2 separate regions of the Homo sapiens genome follow, and region 1 is linked to region 2. A link is a contact called in ENCODE Hi-C data. All regions are on one chromosome and are shown on one strand. Each heading gives the region's core, a stretch centred on a gene start or an enhancer-like site at or near the end of the contact. The rest is flanking DNA. Distances are from core to core; before and after follow the strand shown.

Region 1 (6,919 bases), core at 1,012-3,511, 2.0 Mb after region 2:
TAAAAACCTTTAAAAAGGTGGCAAATTGGAGAATAGCATAAAGCCATTAGATTCATGTAGTCTTTGTTTTTGTAGTGAGCTTATTAGTGATGGCCTTTTGGTTTAAACACTGCCTTTAAGCCTTCGATCCTGGATGCCACCAGGTAATTCATGTTTAAAGAGTCCAAAAAGAAGTATGCACAGTAAAATCATTATCTCCACAATTAATACTTCCACATTACATCAAATAAATATTGTAAAGCATTTGCCACGTGCTGAGACTTGCTGGGCAGTGGGAATAAATGGAGACTACCAAAAGCACTGGACCTGCCATGAAAGAGCACAGTATTCCTCTTCTCTCTGATCTGGCACAGGGCATGATCTTTGTTGATTTTGTTCTTCCATGTCTTACTCTCTGAACCATGATGATGACTAAATTCTGAATCTAATAGGAATCAGATTTCAGATAATTCCCTAAAGCAGTCTGCCAACATTGCAGTAAGAGCAATTAAAGGAATCAGGAAAGTAGAATGCTGCTTTCATTTCATTAGGAGGGTAATATTAATCTAATCTTTGGACAAAGTGAAAAACAACATTGGATAATTACTTTTCAGTTGAAAGATTTCACACTTAAATTTTTTAAATTCCCCCCAGTTGAATAGTTTATATCCACTACTTTCATTCCTCTCTATGCTCCCATCTCTTAAAGTAATCTGGTTTGGCTCCTCCTTCTTCACTGAACCTTCCCAAGAACCACAAATCTGCATTGTTGCTATCCTCAAAGGCCCTTTTTCTGTTTCTGTTTTGCCCTCTTTCTCCTTGCATTCCTTGTAGTTTTTAACATGTTTCATCTTGAAGTAATGCTATCAACCTCTGGGATGAGGCAGCATTTCCTGAAGCTATTCCTTCTTGTTGGTCACTTTGATGACTGCTTTTGTCAATCCTTCCCCACCTCCCCAAACACAGGCTTTTCACAAGGTTGGAACCTTTGCCCCCTCTCTCAAATATTCATACTACTTCTTCTGGAAAACTCATTGACTATTAATACTTCAATTATCATTTCTATATGTATGCCACCCAAATCTTTAGCTATCAAAGATGCAGGCCCACATCTCCAAAGACGAAGTGGTTGGTTCGCATAGACATCCCACCATTGCTTTTAACTCAATATATTTAAAATAAAATTTCTCATCTCCCCTAAACACACACTCACTCGATGACTATTTTGGTTCATAGGCCTCTCAAGCACCCAGACCTCATACCTCTGAGTCATCTCTGAAAACTGTTACTCAAACCATCAGGTTTAACTCAAATACTCATTTGAATTAGTTAGCTTGTTTTTTTGAGTGCTAAGTCTTGATTTTCTCATCTGTAAAATGGGGTTAAAGTAGAGGTCAGATGAGAAGGTCAGATCACAGGTGTGACTGTAATCAAGAACTTAGACTGCCGCATTCATACTGGATGCCATGTGCATATTAAATTGTTTCACTCAGGCCAGTACATGACATATAATACATACTCAATAAATATTTGCTGATCAAAAGAACGAATGAATAACTGATTGAGTTAATGTGACCTTTCCTTCTTTTGAATTCCTATTGCATTTACTGTCTGCTATATCATCCATTTGACTCAGATTATATACTACTCAGTCTCCTGTTAACATTTTAACTATATTTGACCTGACTTCTTGGATAGGCATTCAGATTCTTCAGATTAGACACCTAACTTACCCTTCCTTGTGTTTCTTACAGGGCCCAGCAAAGTCCTTAGACATAGCAGGCATGCACTACTATTTGACTTTATATCTCATTTATAAGTCTTAAATGTATATCAGCTAATTTTTTCCAGTAAAGGAAAGTGGTACACATTATTTTGCAAGCACATATTCTTGAGGCTTTTTAAATTTGTGACTCATACCTTGGTTCAGAAACTAACACTAAACAGTGATTTTAGTGGCATGATGAAAGAGGGTTTAGTCAGGCCTCCTCACTTTTCAGATTTGCTTCAGTTCAGCCATAAAATTCCTTCCCAGCTGTATACCAATAGCCAGGGGCATTTTTACCCCGATATAAAATGTAATCAAGCTGCTTCTAGCTATGTTAAAGTAATCTATATACTGTGGAATTACAACTACGCAGCATGCCAGAAATAAGAGAATTTTTTAAAATGTCTTACTTCACGATGGCATTTCTACACTCAAGCAAACAACTTTCCTGTCTTTCTTCCTCCTCTCTTAAAAAAAAAAACTTGCTCCTCAAGGGGAAAAAAAACAGTACCCACACACTGGCCAGCAGAGTAATTATGATGAAAGGGGAAATATGTACGTGTCAAACAGCACAGCACAGCTTGGGTTATCTGGTCTCTATGAAGAGAACTTTTCAGTTAAATGTGAGTGGGTGAAATTGCTGTGTCACCCACAAAAGTATTTTCATTACCAATTTCCTGGCAGACTTTTACTCACAGCTCTATCTTTATTACTCTGAATACTGGCACATTAAATATCCTAAGATCTAATAAAATAGAAATGAATGAATGATGGGCACTTCCCAGTCACATATGAGCCCAACAGGGTTTTGCATCTCATAAGTTACAAGTAACTCCCATGGGCCAGGCACATCAGAGACAGATTAGTATAATGGGCCTAAAGACTCAGTACATTTACCAGCTTGAGTGACTCTTTAATTTCTGTTTCTGAAATAAACTTCTCCTAGGTGTGGTTTTGACAGTTTGTGCTCCCTCAAACTCTCCTAATATAGAACTTTTAATATAGAGTGCTAATGGGGCAACCATGAAAAGTATGGATTCCTATATAATAGCCCTTTATTAGTTTTCTAGGTCAGCTTTAACGAAGTACCACAAACCGAGTGGCTCAAACAACAGAAATTTATTGTTTCACAGTTCTGGAGGCCTGAAACCTGAGATTAGGGTGTCAGCAGGATGTTCACCCCAAAGGCATCAACCTTAGAAGGATGGTTCCAGGTCTGTCTCCTAGCTTCTGGGAGTTCCTTGGATTTGGGGAGCCTAACTCCAATTTACACATGACATTCTTTCTGTGCGCATGTATCTCCATGTCCAAACTTCTCTTTGTTATAAAGATGCAATCTTCACCATAACTTGATCATCTACAAAGACCCTGTTTCCAAATAAGGTCAAATTTACAGGTACTGGGAGTTAGGACTTCAATATTTTTAGAGGGGACAGAATTCAAACCATAAGAATCCCCATTCAGTCAGTGTGGTTAATCCCAATACATGAGGGAGAGCAACAAAAGTCAACCTTAGCAACACAGATAAACAAGCAACATTGGTATTTGAAGCCACAGAAATGATAATGCCTTCCACTCTTCTGAATCATAATTCACATTTAGGTTAGATCAAATTTTGTTTTTTTTTCCTAAAAAGTAAGCAAAACTGTCTAAAATGAAGGAACGATGACTCCTAAATAATCATACAAACTAACTTTTCCCATATGAATCACCATGAGAATAAAAACTGGAGCATTATCAGCTATACATGAAGATAAATGGACATCTTATAATAATAATAAGAACAACGAAGGCTGGGCACGGTGGCTCATACCTGTAATCCCAGCACTTTGAGAGGCCAAGGCGGGCAGATCACCTGAGGTCAGGAGTTCAAGACCAGTCTGGCTAACATGGTGAAACCCTGTTTCTACTAAAAATACAAAAAATTAGCCAGGTGTGGTGGCACGCACCTGTAATCCCAGCTACTCGGGAAGGCTGAGGCAGTAGAATCACTTGAACCCAGGAGGTGGGGGTTGCAGTGAGCCGAGATTGTGCTCTTGCACTCCAGTTTCGGCAACAAGAGTGAAACTCCATCTCAAAAAAAAATTAATTAATTAAATAAAATAACAACAATGAAAACAGGGAGGGATGTCAGCAAGATGATGGATTAGGAGATTCTAGATGTCATGCCCCGCCAAAACACCAATTTTGGTAACTACCCATGGATGAGTATATCTTTGTGGGAATCACAGAGTCTAACTGATATTTCAGCACTCCAGGGGAACACAAAATCCAAGAGTGGACGCACTGAAAAGGCTAGACATAAATCCTATTAATCAGCTTTCACATTCCACCAAGAGGTTTGCCCGCAGAATGACTCACCTGAGGACCATCATAATCAGCTGACACATGCCTCCAGGACCCCACATGCCCTCCCCATGGACAGTACCCTGTGCATAGCCCACATAAAATCCCATTCATAGCACACATATCTCAACAGAAGGTGTGGATCTTAGCAGACAGCTCAACCCTGCTGATTTGAATAACCTTGAACATTGCCCTAGGAAAAATAAATGGGAGCCTCATAGCACCAGACCTGGTGTTGCAGAATCCAGAGACAGCACACAACCCCTAAAATTTCTCCTCTTATAGAGAACAAGAAGAGTAAAATTGATACATCCAGAAAAAGTCTGAGAGACTCCCAGAATCTCTAGCTGGGCTTGCTGGTGAAGGTCTTTCTCTCTTGAAGCCAGTCAGTAAAGAGTAGAGAAGACGATTACTTCTTCAAATGCAACAAGAGTAACACAAGTCTACAAGGAGCACAAAGAATCAAGGAAATATAGCAGCACCAAAGTAACAAAATAAAGCTCCAGTGGACTAACCCCAAAGAAAGGGAGATTTATAAATTCCATGATAAGTAAATCAAAATAGCCATCCTAAAGCTCAGTGAACTATGAGAGAGTGCAGAACACTAGACAAAATCAGGAAAACAATACATGAAAAGAAAATCGGAAGTTCAATAGAGACAGAGAAACCACAAAAAAAGAGCCAAACAAATTCTGGAGCCAAAGAATACAATGTCTAAAGTGAAAAAAAGAATAGAGAGCTTCAATAGAAGAATCAGTCAAGTAGAAGAAAGAACCAGCAAACACTAAGACAGATCATTTGAAATTACCCAGTCAGAGGAACAAAGATAATAACAATAATAATGAAAAGAGTGAAGAAAGCATATAGGACTTATGGGACACTGTCAAGCAGACCAATAAGCATATCATGGAAATCTCAGAAGGATCAGAGAAAAAGAAAAAGGCTAGAAGGTTATTTAAAGAAATGATGATGACCGGGTGTGGTGGTGCACACCTGTAATCCCAGCACTTTGAGAGGCTGAGCAGGGTGGATCACCTGAGGCCAGGAGTTCAAGACCAGCCTGACCAACATGGTGAAACCCTGTCTGTATTAAATACAAAAAATTACCCAGGCATGGTGGTGCATGCCTGTAATCCCAGCTACTCAGGAGGCTGAGACAGGAGAATCACTTGAACCTGGGAGGCAGAGGTTGCAATGAGCCAGGATCACATAATTGCACTCCAGCCTGGGCAACAACAATGAAACTTCATCTCAAAAAAAAAAAGAAAGAAAGAAAGAAAGAAAGAAATGATGACACAAAACTTCCCAGATCTGGAGCAGGAAATGAACATGTGGCTACATGAAACCCAAAGAACTCCAAATAGGTTGAGCATAAAGAGATCTTCATTGAGTCACATCTTAATCAAATTGTCAAAAATCAAAGTCAGAGAATTTTGAAATCAGCAAGAGAAAAGCTGCTCATCTCATCACTTACAAAGGAAGCTGCATAACATTATCAGAACATTTCTCAGGAGAAACCTTGCAGGCAGGAGAGAATGGAATGATATATTCAAAGTGTCAAAGGAAAACAATCACCAACCAAGTATATTGCATCCAGCAAGCTGTTATTCACTGGTCAAAGTAAATATAGAGTAAATTCACAGTACAATAATACTGTAATGATGGTGCAGAAATCATTTTTAGTCTAGTGTTAAGGTTAAAAAGACAGAAGTTTTAAAAAATATAGCTTCAATAACTTGTTAATGATTACATATTATAAAAAGATGTCAGTAGTGAAATCAATAACATAAAATGGGGTGAATAAAAGTTTAGAGTTTTCATATGTAATTAAAATTAAGTTGTTATAAGTTTAAAATACTGTTATAAGATGTTTTATGTAAGACTCATGATCATCACAAAGAAAAAATCTGTATTAGATGCACAAAAGATAAAGGAATAAAAGCATACCACTACAAAAAAATCAGGCTAGAACCTCCTGATTCAAATAACAAAGAAAGACAGCAAGAGAGAAAGGAACAAAGGAGCTACAACACAGTAAGAAAACTATTAGACGCCAGAAAAGTGGCTCTAAATAAAAGAAAACAATTAGCAAAATGACAATAGTAAGTCCTTACCTATCAATGACCACTTTAAATCAGTTTAAATTTATTACATTTTCCAACCAAAAAACAAAGACTAGCTGAATGGATTTAAAATAAAACAAAAACAAGATCCATCTAGATGTTGCCTATAAGAGACATATTTTAGTTTTAAGGATATACTTAGGCTTAAAGTGAAGACATTAAAAAGATATTTCATGTAAATGCTAACCAAAAGAGAGCAAGAGTAGCTATATTTATATCAAAGACACTTTAAGTGAAAAACTGTCACAAGAGACAAAGAATGTGATATAATTATAAAAGGATCAATTCCTCAAGAAGATATAACAAGTATAAACGCAGTGGATCCTCTGTATGCACAGCTTTCACATCCACCAGTTCCACAAATTAAAAATACAGTTAGGGTTACAATGGTTACATCTGTACCAAACATGTAAGAACTTTTTTTTCTTGTAGTTATTCCCTAAACAATACAGCATAACAACTACTTGGGTCACATATATATGTATTCGATATCACAAGTAATCTAGAGATGATTTAAAGTATATAGGAGTATATGTATAGGTTATATGCAAATACTATGCCATTTTATATGAGACTTGAGCATCTGTAAATGGGGTGATGGAATCAATTTCCAAGGATACCAAGGAATGACTGTATATATGCATTCAACATTAGAGCACTTAAATATATGAAACAAACACTAACAGAACTAAAGGGAGGAATA
Region 2 (6,700 bases), core at 2,847-5,346:
GAGACCAGCCTGGGCAACATGGCAAAACCCTGTCTCTACAAAAAATACAACAATTAGTCGGGTGTTGTGGCATGAACCTGTAGTACTAGTTACTTGGGAGTCTCAGGTGGAAGGATGGCTTGAGCTCAGGAGGTAGAAGTTGCAGTGAACCAAGATCACACCACTGCACTCCAGCCTGGGTGACAAAGCCAGAGCCTATCTCTCTCTCTCACACACACACACACACACACATACATACACACACACTTCATTTGTGTCAGAGAGTTTGGATGGAATTTAAATGTCTTTCTTATATAGCCTGTCCTGTATTTATTTTTAAGATTGTCAGTCTGACTGCTATTCTTCATATTGGAGAAAAAAGAAAAATAGGAACTGAGAATCCTACTTTTCTTCTGCTGTTTGTTAGCATAGTTTATTGCCTGCATGATTAAATAATACCTGATGTCCAAGTAGTGGTCCTAACTCGTCACTGCTGTTTTCCTTTGTAGAACATAATCTAAGCTGTCATTGCTGTTTTTCTTTGTGATCTATGAGGTACGTTGGTACCTCTCCTTGGCATTATTTTCTTTTCTTTTGGGTATGGCTTGGTCCATTCTGTGATAGTTAGCTTTCCTGACAGTATTCATACAGGTCTCAACATTCTTATGGGCTCACGTCACTCCTAAATGCACTAAAATCAGCATACACTAGTAATGTTTTATCCAGAATAAACCACCATAAAGCAGCACACAACTGATTGCATGCTGTAAGAACTGGATTTATTATTGATCAGAAATTTAACTTTTGTATATGCACAAAATAAATTCATGTATAATAATTAGTTTCTAAAATCAAAGTTTGGGCCTTACTGAGCTTGTGTAACAATGACCTCAATAATTGAAAAAAAAATTCCTTGGAGGGGATTTAAATAAATAAGTAAATAAATAATGGAATAAAAAAGGCAGCTGTGCTGACAGAGAAGTCAAAGATCAGCAAAAAAGTTTCATGATGATAATGACAAAGTTAAACATTCGAAACTTTTGTTTATGTGACAAAAATGTGAAACTTACCATCTTACAATAAGTCATAATCTTATGGCTAATTTTATTGCTTTGTGAAAGGCTTGACTCTGAAAATGAACAAGTTTATTCACTGTCAGATGCAGCTGATTTAAAGCCAAATGAGAAACTGTGATGCAAGAAGTATACAAATGTGTTAAATAAAATAGGATTCTTAAATACTCTAATGGTTGTAAATATTAGTATTTAGCTAACATTTATTAAGTGCCTACAAATGTACCAGGCACTGTTCTAAGCACTAAGGATGCTGTAATGAACAAAGTAGACAAAAATTCCTGTATTATGGAGTTTACATTCTAGTGGGGGTAAAGTTTGGAGAGTCAGAAAATAAACAAGATAAATAAATAGGTCAAATAGGTAAAACTGTAGGATTTTACAGATCACCGCTGTCCAGTGGAAACACAATGTAAGCTATATATGTAATTTTCAATTTCCTACTAGCCATATTAAAGTATAAAAAGAAACAGGTGAAATTAAATTTTCATAAACTTTTTATTTTTGAATAATTTTTAATTTACAAAAAAATTCCAAGTGTATTAAATAGTACAGTGAATTGCTGTATACTGTTCATTGTTTTTCTGTTAAGATCTCGCATTACTGTGATGCATTTTTCAAAACCAAGAAACCAACATTAGTGCATTTTCATTAACTAAACCTCAGACTTTATTTGAATTTTACTAATTTTTCAATTAATGTCATCCTCCTGTTTCAGGATCCAGTTTATGATATCACAGTGCATTTAGTTGTCATGTCTTCTTAGTCTCCTCTGTGATGGGGTGGTATTAATTTTAATAATATATTTTATTTAACTCAATATAGCAAAAATATCATTTTAACCTGTAATTGATATTTTTAAAATTATCAATGTTTATTACTTTTTCTTATTCAGTCTTCAAAATCCAGAGTGTATTTTATACTTAACAGTACATCACATTTCATACTCAGACACTTTCACTGGAAATACTTCATCTGCATTTGGTTCTCACAAAATTTACAGTTGAAAAAGTAGGTTCATATACTTACATTGTTCCAAGTATACTTAAAAGTCTTCCAATAAATTCATGACTAATGCAAGTTTAGAAAAAAGAAAGCAAAAAAAATTACTTTAAATAGTTTAAAAATAATCCCATTAGATATCAGTTTTCAAATTTAAATATAAATTTAATTAATCAATTAAGGTTAATTGATTTAAAAATTCAGTTCCCAGTTGCACTAGACATACTCAAGTGCTCAATAGTCACAGACCATCACAAGGACTTTTGATTTTATTCCGAGCTAGAAAGGGAGCACTGAAGGGTTTTGAGCAAAGTAGTGACATAATCTGATTTAAGATGACTTTGCTATGTCAGAGAATAAATTGAGGTGAGGCAAGGGCAGAAGCAGGGAGACCAGCCAGGAGGCTACTGCAGGTAACATCAGTTAAGTGATGCAGATGCCTTGGACTGAAGTGGTGGCAGTGGAGGTGGGGAGAACTGGTAGGAGTCCAGGAATCTCTTGTGCCAGCCCTGACTCAATCTGCTTATGAGTTAGATAAGGGATCAGGGATGACACAAAGGTTTTGGGGCTAAAAAATTTAAGACAATGAATTTGTCTTTTATAGATTTTGTAAAAAAAACAGGTTTGGGTAGGAAGATCAGGGGCTTGGTTTTGGACATTTTGAGTTCAAGATGCGTATGAGACATGTAAGTGAAGATGTTAATAAGTAGGCAGTGGATATCTGAGTATGGAGTTGAGGAGAGCTCAGCTAATGATACACATTTGGGAGCCATCAACATATAGATGGTATTTAAAAATAGAAGACTGAAGGAGACCACCAAACGAGAGTACAGAAAGAAGTGTTAGGGTGAGGTCATCCAGCAACAGTATTTTAAGGAAAATGCAAGCTTTGTGATCAGGCCGCAAACAGATCAACGAGAATTGGAGGAATAATAAACTCTTTCCAGGCAGAAGCATTAGATGCAATGGTGCAAAGGTAAGTGATTAGCCAACCATGGTATAGCAAGTCATTTTGCTCTGCTGAAGCAGAAATACTAGCTAGCTGACACAGAAAGATGCATTAAGTGATTGAGAAGGGCTCTCACGCTAGCTGGGTGGCTATCCAGAGCTGGGAATGTGAGGGTTCTAAGGATAGCTTTGGAGTTAACAAGTGACAGCTGCAGTTAGTTTCCTATACATACACAAAACCAACCCGTCCTACCACAGAATATATGTCATAATGCTGGCACAACAGACACATCCCTTTTAGTTTTGCAGACGAGGAGTAACCGTTGCCCTGGACCACAAAGCCACTTAGCGGCAGAGCCTCGCACCCGCGAAGATTATTACTAGGGAGATGTTTTTACCCCTGAGGACACCTGAGCCCTTAAGTGGGGCAGGCTTCGAGGGAGGGGGGCCGATAAGGCGACTTCAGACAGGGCAATCACGATGGGCGCTTGAGTTCTGCGCAGAATTTTGACAAGGGGGAGGGTCTTGGCTTGAAGACAGAGCGTGGAGTCATTTAAGGATAATGGAAGGGCATAAGCAGAAGCTCAAGGATAAAAAGCACTGAAATTCTTGAGCTGGCGGCAGGGCTGAACGTAGCTCAGTGAAAGATCCTTTCTTGCCACATCCTCTCTAAGCCAGGCTGTGAGAACCGCGGGAAACGAAGGAGAAGGGTGGCGGTGGGGTCAGTAAAGGGCCGGCCCAAGGTGCATCTTTTAGGTCCTGATGCTAGGAGCAGCCGTCCCTGCCCCTATATTCCTCTCACTGGGTAGGTTTGCTCGGGAGTGGCTACCTCCCAGGCAAAAATTCGGCCTGGTTAAACTGGAAAGACCAGGAAAGCCCGCCCACGGGCGTCCGGGGAACGCCTGCAAAGTGCCAGCACCCTACCAACCCAGGCGCCGCACGGGTGGGGTCGCGGCCGCAGGCTCTTCCGGGGCGGGCCTAGCCTGACGCAGGAGGAGGGGCGGCCCCCGTCGCACAAGAACCAATCACGACTGTCGCTTCTACGTGGCTAGCATTGACCAATAGGAGACCGTAGTGATAGCGACGGGGAAATTCAAACGTGTTTGCGGAAAGGAGTTTGGGTTCCATCTTTTCATTTCCCCAGCGCAGCTTTCTGTAGGTAAGTTCTGTCTTACCGGTGCACCGGCGCACTGAGGAACAGCCGCAGCCGGTGTAGGGGCTCATTGTTAGCGCTGGTCGGTGAGGGGTGGGGCGAGGTGGGGGCAGCTCGGAGCCAGGTATGCGACGCGGCTAAACGAGCTGGAGGGGGAGGGGATGTCTCACTGCCTCAGCGGGTCTGGCCGGTGGGGTGATGCAGGAGGTTTTGTTGAGGAAGTAAGAAGTGGGTGTGGCCCACGCTGGAAAGAAGGGGTGGTGGGGTACCTGCGCACAAGATCGTTTTCCAAAGGACAGTCTCTCTTGTTTTGGGGGTTAGAACTGGGAAAGAAGCGGGTGGCCGTGATCTGACAGTTATCTTTCAAACCTGACTTAAGAGGTGGAGTGATACCTTGCTGCAACTTTATGACTTTTTTTCATTGTTAAACCTGAAGACGGGGCAGCATTGTTATCAGTGACACTGAGTTGGTGTTTGAGAGTCACAAAGATACGATTAACAATAAGACTGCAGACACTTTATTGAACAAACACCACCACCATGCAGATAAGCAAGTGCTCAGTACCAGTACAATAGTTTCTTAGTGTTAGATTAAGGTAGCAAATCGTGATTCTGCTAGATATGCACAAGAATAAATCTGCGGATTTCCTAATTATCAGTAAAGCCCCATCATGTTTATATTCTGCTTTGAAAGCACTTGCACTGGAAGATTTACTCAAGTAAAGCAGGCGAATAAAGGAATTGTTATTCCCATTGCCAAACGAATTCTTTATGTCTATGTCACTACCAGAATCCAAGCAATCTTTATGTGTATGTCGCTACCAAAATCCAAGCAAACACTCTATCATATTTTTTTTAAGTGACACTAAATTTGCAGATTTCTACAGTGTGACGTCATTGATGTTATATTGGGGGAAAAAGTATACTTGGCCTATGAAACCTTGGTGAATAAATTACAAAGATGTGTACCTTGTTGTTGTGCACTTACCTCCATTAATACTAGCCTAATAATAGCTGCATTTAGATGTGTTCACAAAACGAATGCTTTAGTCGTCTGGGTTCTAAAAAGCTAGTGCATTTTTTTCTTTGATGCTAGTTAAAGTAGGAGTTATGACTGTTCAGTTTTTTTCTTAGAAATGGAATCCGAGGATTTAAGTGGCAGAGAATTGACAATTGATTCCATAATGAACAAAGTGAGAGACATTAAAAATAAGTTTAAAAATGAAGACCTTACTGATGAACTAAGCTTGAATAAAATTTCTGCTGATACTACAGGTGAGTTTTTCTTTTCTTTTAAGTTAGTAACTGTTTGTTGGGTATCCTCTAAGGTAAAGATATAGTACTAATCACTTTATTTATAATTTACTCATGTGTTTATTGTCTTTCTCCTCCATTAGAATGCAGGCTACATGATGGCAGGGTTTTTGTCTGTTATATCCACAGAACTTTGAATGGTGTCTGGCACATGGTAGGTAGGCACTTAAACATTTATTGAACAATGATTAATGGGTGAAAATGCCCAGAGTTTAATACTCTAGCTCTTCTAAAAGTATTAGCTCAGAAGCCTGATTCTTTACTGTATTTCAAATGGTTGGTCATTTGAATGGTGACCTTTGGATAATTTTCTTACATCTATACTAACCTTTAAATAGATGAGGAATTGAAAATAAATGGAAGAACCTGTGATCTAATCATGGTGGCTGACTGTTCACTTTGAAAAAACCTAGAAAATGATAGTTTTAGTGTTAAGCAAAATCTTAATGGAGTATAATTGTGCTTAATTATGTCACTAACAAAGGTTGTACATCAAGGCAATTGAGTATTTTAAGTACTGAGGAAGATTCAAAGATGCTTAAAACCATAGTTTCTTTCTAGATGAGAATTTATATATTCACTATGCTACATTGTAATGCATGCTGGGCATCATAGGAATACTAGCATGATAAAACACAAATGTTTTATTTGTTGATTAGAGGAAGAATAGGGTACTCAGGCATGAGGAATGCATCTGCAAAGCCACAGATGGCAATGTGTGTTTTTTAGACATTTCACAGACTAATTTCTTAGGAAAGCAATAGGAGGTAAAAATAGAAAATTAAGGTCAGACCAAATTAAATTTAAAACGACAAAGCAAAGTTATGCATGCACTATATTTTAGTAGAAAGTAGAAACAAATTTTATTTATAAAAGTAAAGATGTAGGCTTTGTTGAAAGTGACTGAAGTTAATAGAAGGAATAATAGCTTCTCTGGAAATCTGAATTTAATATTGCTTAGTAATAACCAAAATATCCTGAACAGAAGACTGACATTCAAGTTATCTTTTTAAAAAACTAACACTGAAGAAAGTAAAAAGTACATTTCAGTGTGAACATTTTGTCTGAAGGTTATTCTTGCTGTTTCTGTTGGTTGGGGTTCCACAGAGAGAAACCTGACAGTCACAAGAGGTCCTATAAATTCCAAAGGTCTAGACCACGGTAACTATGAGTTTGTTGGACCAAGAAATTATCAGGGCCTCTAGCAGAAATTTAGGTTACTTGGAGAGAA

The links. A loop is a pair of places that touch in the nucleus more often than their neighbours do. Pooled maps may share reads with other maps.
Region 1: a loop to region 2 is called in a pooled map, with 3 times the contacts of the local background. The contact joins the enhancer-like site here to the promoter of TTK in region 2. A Hi-C loop is called at or near these places in 2 of 50 pooled maps.

What each region holds. Positions count from the first base shown.
Region 1 is chr6:81,995,315-82,002,233 of GRCh38, forward strand. The region is part of intron 3 of LINC02542 (long intergenic non-protein coding RNA 2542); the gene reads right to left. Among named protein-coding and RNA genes, the nearest start is that of LINC02542, 100 kb to the right of the region's middle. Within about 2 kb of position 2,262, at least 6 of the 41 ENCODE cell types and tissues checked have a DNase peak (open chromatin) inside an H3K27ac peak, as active enhancers do.
Region 2 is chr6:80,000,553-80,007,252 of GRCh38, forward strand. It overlaps TTK (TTK protein kinase), which reads left to right and starts at 4,097. Exons shown (of 22, transcript NM_003318.5): 1 at 4,097-4,161; 2 at 5,290-5,430. The coding sequence starts at 5,292. RefSeq lists enhancers at 3,134-4,008, 3,579-3,698.